Linked DNA regions of Homo sapiens: regions 1, 2 and 4 are each linked to region 3. A link is a loop called in an ENCODE intact Hi-C map of the cell type or tissue named here. Cell type or tissue: B cell. All regions are shown on one strand.

What was found. A loop is a pair of places that touch in the nucleus more often than their neighbours do. Peaks named below come from ENCODE experiments on the same cell type or tissue, not always from the same donor. Only the 100,000 strongest peaks of a DNase experiment are listed, where the experiment ranks them.
Region 1: it touches region 3 in a loop (2.8-fold over the local background); 4 of 110 quality-filtered maps call a loop at or near these places.
Region 2: a loop joins it to region 3, with 6 times the contacts of the local background. A loop is called at or near these places in 5 of 110 quality-filtered maps.
Region 4: a loop joins it to region 3, with 8 times the contacts of the local background. A loop is called at or near these places in 7 of 110 quality-filtered maps.

The regions. Positions count from the first base shown.
Region 1 is chr4:81,605,173-81,610,172 of GRCh38, reverse strand. No RefSeq gene overlaps it. Among named protein-coding and RNA genes, the nearest start is that of RASGEF1B, 140 kb to the right of the region's middle. In B cell, CTCF peaks have their summits at 2,409, 2,612 and 2,814; DNase peaks (open chromatin) are centred at 162, 2,962 and 4,662; H3K4me3 peaks cover 1,865 bases; H3K27ac peaks cover 4,842 bases.
Region 2 is chr4:81,633,844-81,638,843 of GRCh38, reverse strand. No RefSeq gene overlaps it. Among named protein-coding and RNA genes, the nearest start is that of RASGEF1B, 160 kb to the right of the region's middle. In B cell, no CTCF peak of the experiment used is centred here; DNase peaks (open chromatin) are centred at 2,963 and 3,763; H3K4me3 peaks cover 423 bases; H3K27ac peaks cover 1,275 bases.
Region 3 is chr4:81,489,823-81,494,822 of GRCh38, reverse strand. No RefSeq gene overlaps it. Among named protein-coding and RNA genes, the nearest start is that of RASGEF1B, 20 kb to the right of the region's middle. RefSeq lists an enhancer at 1-1,199. In B cell, no CTCF peak of the experiment used is centred here; DNase peaks (open chromatin) are centred at 492 and 2,662; H3K4me3 peaks cover 2,037 bases; H3K27ac peaks cover 3,942 bases.
Region 4 is chr4:81,559,876-81,564,875 of GRCh38, reverse strand. No RefSeq gene overlaps it. Among named protein-coding and RNA genes, the nearest start is that of RASGEF1B, 90 kb to the right of the region's middle. RefSeq lists an enhancer at 2,172-2,341. In B cell, no CTCF peak of the experiment used is centred here; a DNase peak (open chromatin) is centred at 2,565; H3K4me3 peaks cover 1,991 bases; H3K27ac peaks cover 4,133 bases.

The DNA of each region.
Region 1 (5,000 bases), 120 kb before region 3:
GAACTAATTTACATTCCCAACAACAGTATATAAGTGTTCCCTTTTCCCCACAGCCCTGTCAGCACTTGTTGTTTATTGACTTTTTAATAATAGCCATCTGACTGTTGTGAGTTGGTATCTCTTCGTGGTTTTGATTTACATTTCTCTGATGATTAGTGATGCTGAACATTTTGTCACATGTTTGTCGGTCACTTGTATGTCTTCTTTTGAGAAGTGTCTGTTCCTGTCTTTTATCTACTTTTTAATGGGGTTATTCAGTTTTTGATTATTGAATCAAGTTTTTTAAAGATTCTGGATATTAGAACTCTGTCAGATAGTTTGTGAGTCTTTTCTCTCATTCTCTAGGTTGTCTGTTTACTCTGTTGATAGTTTCATTTGTTGTGCAGAAGCTCTTTAGTTTAATTAGGCCCCACTTGTCAATTTTTGCTTTTGTTGCAATTGCTTTTAAGGACTTAGTCATGAAGTCTTTGCCAAGGTCAATGTCCAGAATGGTGTTTACTAGGTTTTCTTCTAGGATTCTTATAGTTTGAGGTCTTACATTTAAATATTTAACCCATATTGAGTTTTGTATATGGTGAAAGATAGGGTCCAGTTTCATTCTTCTGCATATGGCTAGCCAGTTATCCCAGCACCATTTATTGAATAGGGAATCCTTTCCCTATTACTTATTTTTGTCAGTTTTATCGAAGATCAGATGTTCATAGGTGTGCAGCTTTATTTCTGAGTTCTCTGTTCTGTTCCACTGGTCTGTTTATATTTCTGTTTTTGTACTAATACCATGCTCTTTTGGTTACTGTAGCCATACATCATAGTTTGAAGTTGGGTAAGGTGATGCCTCCAGCTTTGTTCTTTTTGCTTAGAATTTCCTTGGCTATGCAGGCTCTTGTTTGGTTCCATATGAATTTTAGGATAATTTTTTTTCTATTCCTGCAAAAAATTGTTAGACATTGTTAGTTTGATAGGAATAGCATTAAATCTGTAGATTGCTTTGGGCGGTATGGCCATTTTAATAATATTGATTCTTGAAATCCATAAGCGTGAAATGTTTTTCCATTTGTGCCATCCATGATGGCACATGATGGCACATGATTTATTTCAGCAGTGTTTCGTAGTTCTCCTTGTAGAGATCTTTCACCATCTTGGTTAGATGTATTCCTAGGTATTTTACTAAATTTTGTGGCTATTGTAAATGGGATTGTGTTCTTGATCTGGCTCTCAGCTTGAACATTATTGCTGTATAGAAATAGTACTGATTTTTGTACATTCATTTTGTAGCCTAAAACTTTACTGAAGTCACTTATCAGTTGTAGAAGCCTTTTGGTAGAGTCTTTAGGTTTTTCTAGGCATAGAACCATATTGTCAGCAAAGAGAGATAATTTGACTTGTTCTTTTCCTATTTGTATGACTTTTATTTCTTTATATTATCTGATTTCTCTGGTTAGGACTTCCAGTACTATGTTGAAAAAGAGTGGTGAGAGTGGGCATCCTTGTCTTGTTCCTATTCCTAAGGGGAATATTTCTAGCTTATTTACATTTCTATAAATTTTTATATTACTTATAAATAAATATTTTTATATAAAATTCTTATAAAATTAGCAAGGAGCTAAGTTACAGTACTTAGAAAATATTTGCTGATTGACAATAGGTGAGGAAATCTATTTATTAAATTATAATAGAGATTCAGTGATACCTGCTATTCTACTCTGAAGAAGGCACCAGGGAAGACTAACAAGAAAATATTTTTTATTAACATGAAAAATAATAGTAGCACTTATTATGTAAGTTTATTTGCTGGACTGAATTTTAAAGTCCTCCAAGCAAGCCTATGATATAGGTACTATTCCATTTTACATTTGAGGAAACTGAGGCTTAGCAAGGCTCATTAACTTATTCACGGTCTCAAAGGTAGTAAGCTATGGAGCTGACATATTTCCGACCCCATGCTCACTGTCTCACTGTGACACAAGCTGAAGAAATTACAGGATAGAGACATAGTCAGCGATTACTCATTGAAACCAGGAACATATTGGGTACAGGCACTTGAAGCCAGTGAAGCTCATAAAAGGGACATTGGTCATCTGACACTGAGTTACTTCACCTCTGTGGTGTTTAGTTCTAACTTATAAATATGAGGCTGATGATGGCAGTTCCTCAGGGATTTGCTGTTAAGCAAAAAAGAGTTGGATGTGTGTGTGTACATACATATGTACTATATCTCTAAATACATATATATGGTACATATATATGTACTATACCTCTAATATATATACATATATAGTACACATGTACATATGTATATATGTATAAATATATAGTACATATGCGTGTATATTAGAGATAGCTGTATAAACCAGTTCAATCCTCTTGAAAAGCAATAATTGGATAGTAAATAAAAAGAGCCATAAAAATGTCTATATTTTTGGCCTGGAAATCCTACTTCTAGAAATATATTCTAAGAAATGATTCAAAAGGCAAAAAAAAAAAGAGCATATGTAATTACAGGGAGAAAATGGAAATGATAAAAATATATATCAAGATACAAAATACATTATAGTCTATGCTGATGGAACATTGTATAGTCACTAAATATTACAACTCTAGAGACTATGCAACGAGACAAAATATGTAATATGTGATGCTATGTGGATACAAGAGGTTAATACAAAGTGGTGTTCTAGCTTAATACACATGTGTTTGGATAAAGCCTGGCAGAAAACTCCAAGATATGTGAGTATGGTGAAGGGAATGTGGTGTCTTCTTTCAGAAGTCCCATTAATGTGGAGTGTTTCTTGTTTTAATGTTCTTTGTAATTGTAGCCTGGTGGTAAGTACAGGTGGTGCTGAAGATGCATGAAACATGGGGAAGGAAGGTAACCGCACAAGGGACATTTTAAAAATCAGCATGTAAAACAACCAGGAAATAGAAATTTAAAGGCAAAAATTTAGCAGAGCATTCAAGGGAAATGGGTACTGAGGGAGGTGCTGAAGAATACATTAGCAGGTCAGGCTCTAACAAGATCCTGCCAAAAAAAACTGGAAACCCAGAATGCTTGTGAGTTTGTTCTCCCCTGTGACCTTCTTTCTGCTGGCAAGCCCGTGATAATAGCCCAAAAGGAAGGAAGAAAGTGTAGCAGTATGTACAGTTTACCTAAGTTCACCAAAAACTGTACTCGACTGTAGAAAAGGGAGGAAGTCTGGTCAAGCCTGAGTGAGTCAACATTTAATCGCCCTCCACCCAGTTCTCCTCCCTTCCCAAGGCCACCTCAGCTTTATGTCTGTGTGCTTGACCCTTCCAAGGGAGGAACTCCAGCTGTGAGGGGAGGGACCAGCCCAAATCCCTATTGGTTGGTCTCAACAACCAGGTTGAGGGGCCAGAGAGAGCATGGACCAGGACAGTGGTGATGATCTACATCACATCCCCTTTTAGGAATTTTCTTTTTCCTCTGTTTCCTCTGAGTATTTGAAAGGTCACAGCTCTCTCCATATCCTAGGCCCCAGAAAGAGCCCGTAGCCTTTGAGCAGTGTGAGGAGCAACCAAAGTGCTTTGTCATCAGTTTGTTGAAAGCTCTCTACCGATGCAAGGTACAGTTATTTTTGCTCCTTAAATAATGAGTGACAGGATGAGGTTGGAGATGGGAATGGCAATCTTTAAGGTAGAATCTGCTTCCATCTCAAAACAGAACACACCGTTACTACCCTTGAGGTGAGGGGAGGAGGAGCAGGCATTGGATGGATGTGAACATCCTTGTTTTATATGGAGTATAAAATCAAGACTTCTGTGAGAGGAGGCATTCTTTCAGAACTATTAGGATAATTTGGGCTGCCTGGTGACTCAGCCTTAAGCAGATGCCACTTGGTCTGATCCCACTGCTCAATCAACTAGCTGAGCTTGCCAGATGATCCTCACATCTTTATTTCTTAAAAACCTTGATTATCGCTTTCCTTTTGCACCAGAAGTTGCTCTTATATTTCAGGCATCAGGATAAACACTGAAGGTAGTAATTACAGTTCAAGGCCTTAACAACTTCTTTGGTCTCCTTTTAGGGGTCCAATCTGGAAAGATAACACCAGATACCTTTCACATAGAGATTTCTGAGAAGTTCTGTAGCTTTTTGGAGTTCTGTAGCTCTGAAGTTGTTATGGGAAGAAGATAAGGGGACAATTACCCTCATTTTCCAGAGATCTGGAGAGGATGGCTGGTTTGCCTGAGGCTTCAACAACTTTTCTGTAATTCCCTGCTAGTCTCCTTATTCCAAGTCCATCCTCAGCGTCCACACCCCCACATTCAGCAAATGGTGAGTTAGTGTGAAACACTGTTAAGCATCAGTCACCCAGACTGTGTGTGTGTACATACATATGCACCATATCTCTAATACATATAATACATATATACATAGTACATACAAAACCCTGTAGGTGGGAAAAGCCTGAAATGAGGATGGGGGATAGGAAAAGGGAAATGCTATTTAATAATAACTATATGTCCCTCATTGTTCTGTGTTTTGCATATGAACCCACTGTTTCAGAAGTTCCCTTTTATGTGTGGCCCAGACTTACGTTTTTCCACCAAATAAATAATTTATAAGTAAGAAATCTATGCTTTGCAACTGCTGGGTTGTTTTGGTCTTAGGTATACCCAGTGTAAATGTATCAGGGGAATGTTTGGTCTAAAGAAAATCAGGCTGCATAACACCTTAAGAAAGCTAGTTACATGTTGCCATAGCAACTGGAGGAGCCTCAGAGTGAAGGGCAGAGTTCTTCAGATTCATCTACTGCCTCTGCAGATTGACTTCCTTGAAACAGAATCATGTTTCACAATCATCGATACTGAACAGTTATTTTCATTTTTAAAAAGTTACAACCTTAAGTTGATATATTTTGGCTTTTTCTCTGGTACCATTCAGTATCTTTTTACCTTTGGAAGGTGGGAGTTGGTAATGGTATCCTTTGAAACTTTCATTCATGCATTCACTAATATAGTTGGGACCTGTGCCAGTGGGG
Region 2 (5,000 bases), 140 kb before region 3:
CACAAAACCTATCATCAGTTCAACTGGGTTATGTATTAAGAAATGCATGCATTTCTTTCTTTTCTTTTCTTTTCTTTTTCTTTTTTTTGAGATGGAGTCTCGCTCTGTCACCTAGGCTAGAGTGCAGTGGTGTGATCTTGGCTCACTGCAACCTCTGCTTCCTGGGTTCCAGTGATTCTCCTGCCTCAGCCTCCTGAGTAGATGGGATTACAGGCTCATGCCACCATGCCCAGCTAATTTTTGTATTTTTAGTAAAGACGATGTTTTACCATGTTGGCCAGGTTGGTCTTGAACTCCTGACCTCAAATGGTCCATCTGCCTCAGCCTCCCAAAGTGCTGGGATTACAGGTGTGAACCACCGCGCCCAGCCAGGAAGGCATACATTTCTTAATTGCTAACATTTATTGTTATCCTTGTTTTTGATTATGGCCATCCTACAAAGGTGTGATGGGTGTAATGTGGTACCTTGTTGTAGTTTTGATTTGCATTTTTCTAATAGCTAATAACATGGGACATCTTTTCATGTCCTTACTAACCATTTGTAAATCTTTCAAATCTTCTGTTTAAATTCTAAGCCCATTTTACATATATATGTAAAATATTATATAATTTAATATATATAAAATTAAGTGTAAAATATATATAAATATATATTCAATTAAAAGTAAAATAATATGTATTATAATATATATCTATATATTATAATACATATTATTTTACTTTTAATTGAATATATATTTATATATTATATATAATATATTAATATATAATATGTATTATATATAATATAAATATGTATTATATATTATATATTATATCTATATTATATATAGATATAATATATAATATATCTAATATATATTAGATATAATATATAATTATATTATATATATTAGCCAGTGCTTTGGGGGGCTGAGACAGGGGGATCGCTTGAGCCCAGGAGTTTGAGGCTGCAGTGAAATATGATCGTGCCACTGCACTCCGGCCTAGGTGACAAAGCAAGACCCTGACTCTAATATATAGATATATATATAGATATATATTATATCGATATTATTATATTAATATTATATATTAATATCTATATATTATAGATGTAGATATTAATATCTATATATTAATATATAGATATATATTATATCTATAGTATTATAATATATATTATATAATTATATATTATATATTATATTATATAATATATTATATAATATATAATATATATTATTATATAATATATATTTTATATTATATTATATTTTATAATAATTATATTATATATTATATAATATTATGTAATATATATTATATTATATAATATTATGTAATATATATTATATTATATAATATTATGTAATATATATTATATTATATAATATTATGTAATTTATATTATATTATATATAATATAATATAATATTGTATGATATATAATACAATATTATATTATATTATATATAATATAATTATATATTATAATTATATATTATATATTATATTATATAATATAATATATAATATATAATTATATAATATATATTATAATACTATAGATATAATATATATCTATAATATATAGATATTAATATATAATATTAATATAATATCGATATAATATATATCTATATATATATCTATATATTAGAGTCAGGGTCTTGCTTTGTCACCTAGGCCGGAGTGCAGTGGCACGATCATATTTCACTGCAGCCTCAAACTCCTGGGCTCAAGCGATCCCCCTGTCTCAGCCTCCCAAAGCACTGGCTAAGCCCATATTTTAATTGGGGTATCTTTCTTTATTTTATTGAGTTGTAAGAGTTCTTCATATATTCTAGATATAAATCTATTATCAGATATGTAACATGCAAATTTTCCCCCATTTTGTGAGTCATCTTTTTCATTTTCTTGTTGATGTCCTTTGAAGCATAAAAATTTTTAATTTTGATGCAGTCTAATTTATCTATTTTTTTCTTTTGTTGCACTTGCTTTTGGTATTATATTTAAGACCTCACTTAACCCAAAATCACTGAAGATTTACTTCTGTGCTTTCTTCTATGAGTTTTATAATTTTCTTTCTTACATTTAGGTCTATGGTCCTTTTGGGGTTAATTTTCATCTATCATGTGAGAAAGGGGTCCAGTTTCATTCTTTTGCATATAGATATGCACCATTTGTTGAAAAAAAAACTATTATTTCCCCCATGGAATTGTTTTGGTACCCTTGTCAAAAATTAACGTCTAGCCTTATGCTGCCTTATCTTGAGAGAAATGCCTTATCATGAGAAAATGACTCAAGTTTGGGAAATCTACTGATTTTGTCAGATTTATTTTATTTGAGTGTTTTACAGACATAAAGGAATTAGAAATAGCTTCCTAAATCATTCATTCTTTTCTAACCTTAATGCAATTCAGTTAGAACAAAACCTGGGTCCAGTGGGGTCCCCAACCCTCAAAACCCTCTAGCCAACTTGATGAGAAAGAATGTTGTGGGTTTTATGAGAAAAAACAATCAGGAAATAATATTTCTTGAGTAATGCTTTTGGCATTTAACATTAAAGCAAACTAGTTTATTACTTTGGAGTCAACGACTCAGGCAAATTTTTATAGGATTTTATAGATTCTCCACATAATCATTACATTGTAGTGGTGCCTACAACATGCCAGGGACACTAAACATGTGCATGTCTGGATCCATTGATTATTAATTTTCCCCTCCAATCCTTACCACAATCCTAAGAAGTGAATATTGATTTCCCTGTCTTACACATAAGGAAACAAAGGTTGTGTAACTTGCCCAAGGTCATCCACCTTGTAAGTGGCTGAGATGGAATTTGAACTCAGGTTTGTCCGAATTTCAAGTTTAACGTGTTGCAGTTTGCCTTTACAGACGTATCACCAGCCTTGTATACCAGCTTTTCTTTTGCACAGTGCTTTCACTTCCTCATTCTTACAGAGGCTGTGTTCCCTGCCACGTGGGGTGAGCCAATGGGCTGAAGAAGCATGAGGAAAAGGAGACTCGGGTATGGCAGGTGGCTGTGTGGAGAGGACACTTGGTAAGAATGCTGCCAAGTTGCAGGTGTAAATGATCCGTGAGATAAATGAGAAGCCTTCCCCTGTACGACTGCTTTTCATCAAGCAGAAATGATTGAAAAGATTCTGGGTCAAAGAATTTACCTAAGTTTATTTTTATAGAAATTTTGTGTTTTAGAGCCAGAAAAATATTTAATCTGACTCAACTAGGAAACCTGTACTCATAAATAGATTCTCCTGAACATAATCAAAATGATAATTTCCTCCTCTGGGCTCAACCAGCCCTGGTTGCCCTACTGCAATTATCATCTCTCTGCCAGTCTACTATGCTATTTCATTTTGTCAATCCATACTAATTTTCAGGCAGTGCAAGGAGTTGTGTGTGTGTGTGTGTGTGTGTGTGTGTATGTGTTTCCCTGCAGCTCAAATCATCTCTGTCTCCAGAGGAAAGCATGACTGCTGTAAGTCAAATTGAATTTGCAATTCCCAGGATAGCCTTTATCACTGTTGTGCAAACACTGTCCTCTTAAAAACCTGTCTGAGGGATAGCATTTGATACCTGTGCATCATCTGACTCCATGAGGCCAGTGTTGAAAATCTTGCTGTCCTTCTCATCAGGCCAGTTGAAGTATGGCCTAGTCATAGTGTAAAATGGCTGTTCTTTTCCTCTGGAGCATTTCCTACATATGCTGCTTATCAATAGGAGTGGGTCATCACTAAACAAAAGAAATGAGCAGGCAGAGGGAGGGGATTGTCAGTGTTCCCTGGAGGTTGAACATTTTAAGTGTGTACATAAGTGTGCCCAGTTATGACAGAGTCACTTCCTGTCCTGAATCCCCTCCACAAACACAGGACAATGTCATGAGGTGTATGATGTAGATAATCACATGGTGTGTTGCAGCAACATATTTAGAGCTTATCATCAAGAGGACTTTTGAAATAGGCAGGTGAAGACTCCATTTCCGTTGTCCAGAAAGAGATGATGAGAGTGAAATTTCAGCATCATAGCCTATGTGCTGTCAACATGGATGTAATAAGCTTTTGATAATTTACAGGCTATTTTTCTGCTCAGTGAATGATTTAGGGCCTTTTATTCTGTGATTGACAGGGCTTCTTTCACAAGGCGGGCATGGGGAGGGGAAATGACCATTTTCCAACTCATTTCCAGTGTTGCTGAAGAACTTCTTGTGGGGTGTAGAGTATAATCCCCAATAGCTGGGACGCCCTGGGATGATTTTTGGATAAAAGTATATTTGACATGTCAGTATCACCCTATTCCTTGCAGTTGGCACTTGCAATTCCCAAGGCTACCATGGGAATTGCAAAATTTTTTTAAAAAAATATGAGATTGGAATTTCCATTTCTGTGCCCTAAACATGAGATATAATAGCAACATCCAGGTCACTGTGATTAAAGATCTCACCCCACGTTTGATGCCGTAGTCCAGGTTCTGCTTTTTGAGACTGGCTCTTCCTCTTGTTTCCCTTAGTTTGCACTCTTTCTGCTTCCACCTACCTCTCAGACACACCCACAGCCTCCTTTGCTAATTCCGAATTTTTCCACTCAGCTTCATGATGGAGGAGCTACCTTGAGATCTATAGTCACCCCACTTCTCGGCTCCATTCTCTTCCTCAGAGCTATTCCATCCACTCCTTTGTCCTCACTCACATGTAAATCTGTTAGTGCCAGAGCTGAATAGCTCACTACCTACTAGGTGTCAACCTAGAAACATCCAGCAGACATCTTAGACTTAACTAGTTGAAAATCAAACTAAATACTGTTCCCTTCCTTTTTCTGCCGTACTCAGGTCTCCAGTTCCCAGAGTTGCTCATCATCAGTAAGAATTTCCATGTATCACATAAATTGCTTCACCTTCTTTGAAAAGAAATCTGGAAGACTTAGTTATAATGAAAAGTATGTATACTGGCCAGACACAGTGACTCACGTCTGTAATCCCAGCACTTTGGGAGGCCGAAG
Region 3 (5,000 bases):
GGAGGCTGAGGCAGGAGAATGGCATGAACCTGGGAGGCGGAGCTTGCAGTGAGCTGAGATCGGGCCACTGCACTCCAGCCTGGGCGACAGAGCGAGACTCCGTCTCAAATAATAATAATAATAATAATAATAATAATAATAATAATAATAATTCCTTATTTTCTTAGATGAAATTTTCTCCATCATTGTGTGAGATAGCGTTTCCCTCTCTTGGATTCCATGGAGAGCTTGATGGGAGAAAAAGATTAATTTTACTTTGACACCATTACTTCAGTATCATGTAAGCACATGCCTTGGTTTGGATATCTTTCAACAGTGGTCTGTTTGGCTTTAAATAGTGCATGTTTAAGTGTAATCTAAAACTTTGTAATTCTGTAAAGCAACAAAAATCAATATTGAAAATTATCATGAGAAGGTTTTTTTTCTGAGTTTTTTCCCTGAGTCTATTTTTAGGACTAAGTATATGAGAAGTATGCAGAGTTTCAGTTTCATTTTTAGCGAAACTGGTAAGTAATAGAATTGATTCTGAAACTCCACAGCAAGAATAAGGGATATAAGACTGTCTGGGATACTTTCTACTTAAAAACATGCATTTCCCATGGCTTTTGATAGGGATTTTCCAAAATTTTTAGATTTTTGAATATGTGCTATATTTATGCTGTTCAAACACAATAAAATATGACAAACTGTCTTGTGAAAAGTTTCCTTCCTGTTTCTCCCACCCACTGTCTTACACCCACCAAGTTCCCATCCCCTCCCCTAAATAGCTAACTACTTACCAGTTCCTTATTTATCTGACCCCAATTTTTCATGTATAAAATATTACAGTACAAATATATATTCCTTCTTGTTTCCTTTTATAAACAAAGAAACAAACAAACAAACGAACAAAAACAGGGTCTTGTTCTGCCTCCCAGAGTAAGACCTGTGCTCAAGTGATTCTCCTACCTTAGCCTCCTGAGTAGCTGGGACTACAGGCATGCACCACCACATCCAGTTAATTTTTTAAAACATTTTTTTCTTACTATGTTGCCCAGGCTGCTCTCTAACTCCTGGTCTCAAGTGATCCTCCTGCTTCAGCCTCCCACAATGTTGGGATTACAGATGTGAGTCATCATACCTGGTCTCCCTCTTTTATATATATTGTAGGATACTCTACATAATGATTCTATATATTTTTTCACTAAACAATATATTAGCATTCCATATCAATACGTAGTGTCCCTGTGGTTTCCTATTATACTGCAAAGTGTTTGATTCTGTTATTACATTTTATTTATTAAATAAATACAATTTATTCATCGAATTCACTAATGATGGATAGTTGCTTCTAATCTTTTCTCATAATGGAATGAGTAATGTTCTTTATGTGATATTTCACATAATGAGTGGAAGGTATCTATACAATAATTTTCCTTAGTTGGTATTATTTGATCAAAACATATATGCATTCGTATTCCTCCACTATGGTAGATTTTCTTATGAGTTAAAGGAAATCTTATGAGTTAAAGGAAAAGATCTCAGAATTAGTTTTAATTTACAATTTTGCTATTGTGAGTGAGAGTGACCCTTTTTTATCAGTATAAAAGCCTTTTCAGGTACAAACTGTATGTTTATGTCTTTTTCTGATTTTCTATTGGATTATTAGTGATTTTCACTTAGTAACAGTACAGTAAATAAGTGTATATTCATCATTTCCTAAATTTGCTCTGGTTATCTTTTTTTTTTTCAAGAAGATACTCATTCTTGACTCCTTTTTATTTGAAGCTACAGGTGTAGAATTGTGGCAATCACGTATGAGTCATACACCTTTTTTCATTCTGTTCTTAGGATTTGGCCAAAGTCAAATTCAAACAAATAGAAGTATAACTATACCCTAAATCCTTCTCTTTCTATAGCATTCCTCCACATGGTTAAAATTTGCTCAGTATCTTTAAAACAACAACAGTTACAACCAAGACAAACTCCTGATCTTTCTTTCACCTTAAGTAATTTTGGAATCTTTCTACCAGTCATTAAAATAAGAACTGGAAGAACTGGTAATGTGAAAAGAAAAACAGAGAGTGAATTGTCTGCAGCATAACTAATGTAACACTATAGCTGAATGATTGTTTGCTCATTTTTCCTTTCTCAGAAGTTTGAAAATGATTCTTTTCCCATTGATATGTAGTTTTCAGAAATTTGCAAAGCAGTGGCCTATTGTGATTTCTCTAAAGATGCTATAAAATTAACCTGTTGGCTTCATAGTACGCCATGTAGTATGAAAGGAAGAAGTATGAAAGGAAGAAGATGAGGTTGACTGTAAGCTGAATGTTAATTAACTAATAATTAATTAATTCAGCATGTAATATTGAGTAGTAATTATGAGCCAAGCCATCTGCTCAACTCTGAGAATATGTAGTAGTAAATAAGGAAGGTGTACCCCTTGCTTTTCAGAGCTTATATTCTAAACCAGTTCCTTTTTACCCCAGTTAACACATGAAAATCACCTGGGGAGCTTTACAAAAATACCAATCCCTTTGTCCAAGTCAAGAATTTCTAGGGGTATAACTCAGGAACAAATATTTTTTTAAAACTCCCCAGTGATTTCTAAGTGAAGACAGAGTTGAAACCACTAGTCTAGCCAGACCTCAGAGATAGCTAGGAAACCACACAATATTTTGAAGAGGAAGTGGTCATGGAAATTTTGATGTGAAGTAATATGAACTACGTAGCATTGACTTGGAAACATTCTTGCCACAATGTTTCACTTAAAAGCAATAGGGGCATAAGACCTGCATTCCAAGGTATAGATAACAGAGAGGATAGAAGAACAAGTTAAATGACACTTTGAGGAAAAATATCAAACAAGTTCAGAAATTGGTACTAAGCCAAATGTCCTGGCTTCTTCAAAAAAGACAATGTCAAGAAAAGCAAGAAAAGGTTGGAAATGAGGTAAGAACTGATAAAAATTAAAAGAGAATAAAGAAACACCAACCAAATATAACACATGAACCTTGAGTATATCCTGGTTCAAAATGTCCTTGGGAACAATTTAGGAAATTTAAATATGTACTAGAAATTAGATCATATTAGGGATATTAGGGGATATTGTTGCTTTTTTTTAGGTGACAATTATATCATTATCTATGCACAAGAATGTCCTTATTTATATATATTTTCTCGAGATGGAGTCTTGCTCTGTCAACCAGGCTGGAGTGCAGTGGTGTGATCTCGGCTCACTGCAACCTCCACCTCCTGGGTTCAAGCGATTCTCCTGCCTCAGCCTTCTGAGTAGCTGGGATTGCAGGTGCCCGCCACCACGCCCAGCTAACTTTTGTATTTTTAGTAGAGACGGGGTTTCACCATGTTGACCAGGCTGGTCTCAAACTCCTGACCTCTTGATCCACCCGCCTCAGCCTCCGAAAGTGCTGGGATTACAGGCGTGAGCCACCGTGCCCAGCCAAGAATGTCCTTATTTTTAAAAGATTCACATTAAAGTATTTTTATGGGTGTCTGCAACTTTCAAATGGTCCTTCAACAACACAAAATGAAATCACACATATAGATAAGCAAATATAGTCACACTTTTTAAAGGTGTTTGGAAGAGGCCGAGGTATTAAAGATGAAAGAGGCTACTGAATAGTGATGATAATTATATTTAATTAGCTACAATTTCTTGAGTAAGTTCTATGTTCCAGATAAGGTGCTAATGACATTATATGCATGATTTAATTTTATTTTTAAAATAAGCTTGATTATTTTAATCTTATGAATAAGAAAACTGAAGCTTGGAATGATTGAACCACTTGTTCAAGTTCACACTGAGCTACATTTGAACCAAGCTCTTCCTGTTTCCGTTGTGGGTGATCTTGATCATTACGCAGCTTTGCTTCCACCTTAAACTGCAATATAAGCACTGAGGTAATGGAAAGCCCATTTGCTTTGGATTTACTTCAGTTACAGCACTTATTACAATGCAAATTCACCTAATTATTTATGTGTCTGCTCCATAGACTGTGTCCTCCTTGTCATACAAAGAACATAATCTTTGGTATCAGGCCCAGCTGGGTCCAAATCTTGGCTTTGTAATTTATTAGATATTTGTTCTTAAGCAATTTATAAACACTTTTTCTGAGCTTCAGGTTTCTCTTCTGTGAAGATAGAGATACTACTAGATGCTGCATAGGGATTGTTATGCAGATGACATAAATATATGTGGAAAGTACTTAGCACAATCCCTGGCATATACATATATACATACATATAGTGCTCAATAATGTTAGTCATTCCCTACCCACCCCACCTTCCCTGAAATTTAATTTGTATGGCTATAAATAATTCCTGCTTATACAGGAAAAACCCCTGATGTTCAAAGTGATTGCCAATGCTGGATCCCCCAGTCACTTGAAGCAACCATTAAGTATCAACTTGGCATCAGGGACTATGGCTTTGAATCCCTAAAAGCTACAACAGAACTTAACTAGTATTCAAAACTATGTGTTTATTAGTGTTAGGCCATCAGTATCATGGTCATTATGATTTATTTATTAAGGCTGTGCTAGGTATTAAATTTTTCCTCTAGGAACTTAAAATTAGGATATTTTCAAAGGGTTTCTAAAACTTAGGCAGAAATAGTTATTAGTAATCTATTTTGGGACTATGCAAGTTCATTCCAGGTAAGTGGAATAGTACGAAGAAAGTCATAGACATGGGAAAACTTAGGATCTTTTTCCCCCAAAGACACGCAGTCCACTCAATTGAATTACTGTGTATATAGAAGTGTAAATAAGAGAGGCCAGACACTGTGGCTCACACCTGCAATCCCAGCACTTTGGGAGGCCAAGGCAGGTAGATCACCTGAGGTCAGGAGTTCGAGACCAGCCTGACCAACATGGTGAAACCCCATGTTGAAACCCCATGGTGAAACTTTACTAAATACAAAGCAATTAGCTAGGCACGGTGGTGCATGCCTGTAATCCCAGCTACTTGGGAGGCTGAGGCAGGAGAATCACTTGAAC
Region 4 (5,000 bases), 70 kb before region 3:
TGTAGTTCCAGCACTTTGGGAGGCCGAGGTGGGCGGATCACAAGGTCAGGAGTTTGAGACCCTCCTGGCCAACATAGTGAAACCCTGTCTCTACTAAAAATACAAAAATTAGACTTGCGTGGTGGCGGGCACCTGCAATCCCAGCTACTCGGGAGGCTGAGGCAGGAGAATTGCTTGAACCCGGGAGGTGGAAGTTGCAGTGAGCCAAGATCGTGCCATTGCACTCCAGCCCAGGTGACAGTGCAAGACTCTGTCTCAAAAAAAAAAAAAAAAAAAAGATCCTAAAACAGCTGGGGATGAATCATTCAACATAGTTGATCATTTGTCCCTTGAAACACTAGATTAATTTTATTGTAAGCTTTTTATGTGGAATTATATTAAACAATGTAATTCATTTTTCAGCTTCTTAAAAAGTATATTCTGGTTATATTTTTGCCTTTCTTTATTACTCAGTGTTAACTATTGTTAAAATTTAGTTATTTTCCTCTACAATTATATATTAATGATCTGGGACCTACTGAAGGTTGTAGACTTGTTTGCCCCTATGCCACAATCTGTATATCAACCGGATGCTTCAAGGTTTTCTTTTTATAATTTTCTGTTCCTTTCCTTGTTGCCACACTATCAGTAGCTACTCCACCCCTTCTCAACCCCCATTCAACTTGTTGGCTCTAATCTACTAAAGTCTTGGAAGTCAAATAGCTATGTGTACAAAAATTATGGATAAGGTAACAGGAAATAGGCTCTGAATCAGTACGTGAGCAAAATACCTGAACTTTAGTGTGTCAAATTTGTCAGTTTGTCGGTTTCAGTGTGTTTTGTTTTTGTTTTGTTTTATATTCTCATCTATGATCTCATTAACAGAGACTTCCAGGTGAATTCAGGAAAAATGAAGTACTTTTTAATATAAATTGAGGAAATCCTAGCCAATTGTTGAGCTTTATTGACCACAAACTTGACAGTGGAAATAATATTTGCAGAAAGGAAGGGCAGATTATTTTCTCCAAAATCAAAACATATTTATTACCCTAAAAACTTTAATTTGTGGCTATTTTACAAAATTTTAAAAATAAAAACTTTTTAGATCTCAAAACTTTTACCAAAGATACCCACTCTTAATATTATGGTCTTTCAGAAACTACCATTTAAATGACTGCTGGTTTTCTTTTAAATGGGAGTAATCAGATGGAATTATAGAGCTCATCATTTTGTATATATAGTACAAGTTTGTAACATCTCTACATATCATAAATATTTTTGCTTTGCAACATAATCTCCATTAAGAGCTCAATTATTGCCTAGTATATTGAAAGGGTATATGTCAATGTGTATATTTATTGGTCATTGTACATATCAGTGTATTTAGATTTTTCCACTTATTTTGTGAATTTATGTATTTGATATTTGAACATAATTTTTTTTACCAGATTGTTTTAATTTTGCCTTAATATTTTATTTTCTTTTGTCAGTTTTAACCATATTGTATAAATTATACAAGATAAATTCATTTTTCTAGCAAGATGTATTTTACAAAGATATGAACTAAAAAATAGAATTCATTTGGATGGAAACTTTCTTGACAGCACCCTGTGTGAAAACACTAATCAAAGACATCTGAGGTTGTTTTGTTTACTCAGATGTCAAAAAGTTTTTTCTCTCTCATCTTGCTTATTTTAAACTTTGTCTTCCTTTTCTCATTCGAAATAATGATTTTTAAAAGGCTATTCCTTTTCTGAATCTCCTGTATTCTCCAACCTATAAATAAAATCCTTCGACTCCTTTTGAAGTAGCAGTGATTCAAGCCTTATACTTAAACCAGGTGTATTGTTTTTATATTTATTGGTAATATATTACTTCATGGCATCCAAATGGATAAAGAGAATTTTGTTCACAGAATGTCCATACTAGAGGGAAATCTACTCACCATTGATCTTCCTCACAGATATCTTGAGAAAGAAAATATAGCTTTTATTCCTCTGTTTCTGAAGTACATGGAAACTATAGCAAGGAATTTAAGGTCATATTATATCACTTATTAAATGTATTAGGATTTATTAGTTGTACCCATCTAGCATGATTTTCAGTAAGAGGAGAAACTTCCATGTGGAGACTCAATAATAGATTTAAAATACCTGAGTCAGGTATTACACTTCTCTCAAAGATTTAAGGCATCCTTGAAAAAGAGTCTAAATGCAATAAGTTAGTGTAATATAACCAGTCTGCTGTGGAACACTTTCACCATGTCAGATCTCCCAGTAACAGGTTTTCTGAACTTGGGCTAGTGACAAGCTTACCTAGGCCTCAGTTTCTTCATTTGTAAAATGAAATGATTTGGTTCCATGAGGAGGCTGTAGATAAGCACAAGGTGCTACTCCTGGTTAGAATCTCAAAGAGAGTCAACATTAGAATGTTGATCTGAAAAAGCTGATATAGGAAGAATATTCTTCAGTTATGACATAGACTCCACCATTTATACAGGTTGGAGGGAAAAAATACTTTCTCATTTTCATGATTACAGCTGCTGGTTTCATTTCCTCCTTTGTAGGAACCCCCTGTTTTTACGTACAGGAAGGATGCTTGAAATAGAAGTGAAAGCAGAAACTCCAGGCAATATAGGAAACACCAAGTGAATGTATATGCCTGCAAGGGGACCTAGCTCTTTATCATTCTGAGTAATTTGGAAGGAAAGGTATTTAACAATGTCTGCTTCCTCAAACAATACCTTCCTTAGGTGAATGTACTGCCTAAAAGGTATTAAACATCTGAGTCCAAATTTCAAAGTAGAATTTCCCAAGGAATTTTCTTATAATAGAAATAAATGTTGTCACCTACTATCAGAGGTCAATTGAAATTTTTTGTTATAAATTCCTATCAACTTACTATTAGTAATTAAATAATTAGGGGCCTTTGAGTAGAAAGGCTGTCAAATGAGACTGGCAATACAGATGGCTTGTAAAGAGAACAGAGTCACCAAATACTTCTTAATGAGTAGCTAGTTCAAGGCAATCCAAAGCACCTCTCTATTTTGCCAAGCATGTTTTTGGTATGGTTATGGACATGGTGCTCCTGCAAAGACATTGCCCCAAATTCGGCATCTTTCTACATGGTTGCTTATGCTTCAAGCTGTTTAATAGCCACAGAGCCCTCCAAGGCTGGGCCTAGATTAGCATTTTTGAATCTTTTTTGATTATAACCCACAAAAGAAATGCATCCTAAACCATGATCCAGGACTCCCATATGTGAATGTATGCTTGTACGTATATCTACGCCAGTCAGAACGGTGATTTTTAAAAAGTCAAGAAACGACAGATGGTGGCAAGGTTGTGGAGAAGTATGAGCACTTTTACACTGTTGGTGGGAATGTAACTTAGTTAAACCATTGTGGAAGATGGTGTGGCTATTCCTCAAAGATCTGGAACCAGAAATATCATTTGAACCAACAATTCCATTATTGGGTATATACCCAAAGAAATATAAATCATTCTATTAAGAAGATATATGCATGTGTAAGTTCATTGCAGCACTATTCACAATAGCAAAGACATGGAATCAATAGAAATGCCTATCAATATACTGGATAAGGAAAATGTGATACATATACACCATGGAATACTATGCAGCCGTAAAATAGAATGAGATCATGTCCTTTACAGGGAGGGACATGGATGAAGCTGGAAGCCGTTATCCTCAGCAAACTAACACAGCAACAGAGAACCAAACATGGCATGTTCTCACTCATAAGTGGGAGCTGAACAATAAGAACACATGGACACAGGGAGGGAAACAACACACACTGGGGCCTGTTGGGGGTGGGGTTGGGGGAGGGAGAGCATTAGGAAAAATAGCTAATGCATGCTGGGCTTAAAACCTAGATGACGGGTTGATAGGTGCAGCAGACTTCCATGGCACATGTTTACCTATGTAACAAACCTGTACATCCTGCACATGTACTCCAGAACTAAAAATATAAATTAAAAGAAAAAAAAACAAAGCACATCCAGAAAGAGTGTCAGGAAATGATACTCTTACCAGATAGGATGAGATTTCCTGTTTTAGCGTATGTTGCTTTATTTGTTAAAATGCTGTGATGACCCACTATACTGACGATACAATCAACAAATAGGTTTCAGTCTACAGTTTGAAAAACATTGATCTAAATTAATAATAATTATGATAATAAAAATAGCAACAGTGAATAACAATACAATAAAAAGTTTCAACCAACAGAACCCTGGGCCTTCTTTAGAAGAATTAGTTATCTAAGAGTGACCTTGAGCAGGAGATATAGAGAGACTATCTTATAGTGTACGAGGATTTTCTGAAAATTAATAAAATTGTGACAACTGCTTTGGAGACTCTGTCTCATTCCACTGATTCATCTAAATACTGTTGCTTCAGATGTTAGAAAGATCTACTATATATACTCTGATCTTAACTGGACTTGAGAATTAAAAGAGAATTTAAATGTATAACATATCATAATTTTTTGAGCTGCTAAGAAAGAAAAAAATGCTGCTAATTATGATTGTAAAATCCCATGAATTCTATGACATTTAATAGACATGTTAAAATATGAAAAAACATACTTTTTTTGAAAGCGTTGCTTCTAAAATGAACACTGAACTAAGACTCACTTGGGGGCTCTCCTCAGGCTTTCTGGGTCCCATGTTCTTCCCTTCATAGGAGAAATGGGAGTTTGCTTATCTGTGGGGAAAATTAGCTAGGATTGTATTTTATTAATTTTGTGGAATTTTTTAGAATTATAAATTCAAAAGCCATCCTTAATGACAATCTGGATCCTACCTCCTCATGTTACAGTTGAAGAATCTGATACCCAGAGAGCTGATGTGACTTGCCCCAGTTAACACAACAAAGTAGAGACAAAAATAAGTTTAAAAGAGAAAAGAGGCGAGGTGCGGTGGCTCACGCCTGTAATCCCAACAGTTTGGGAGGCCAAGGCGGGCGGATCATCTGAGGTCAGGAGTTCGAGATTAGCCTGA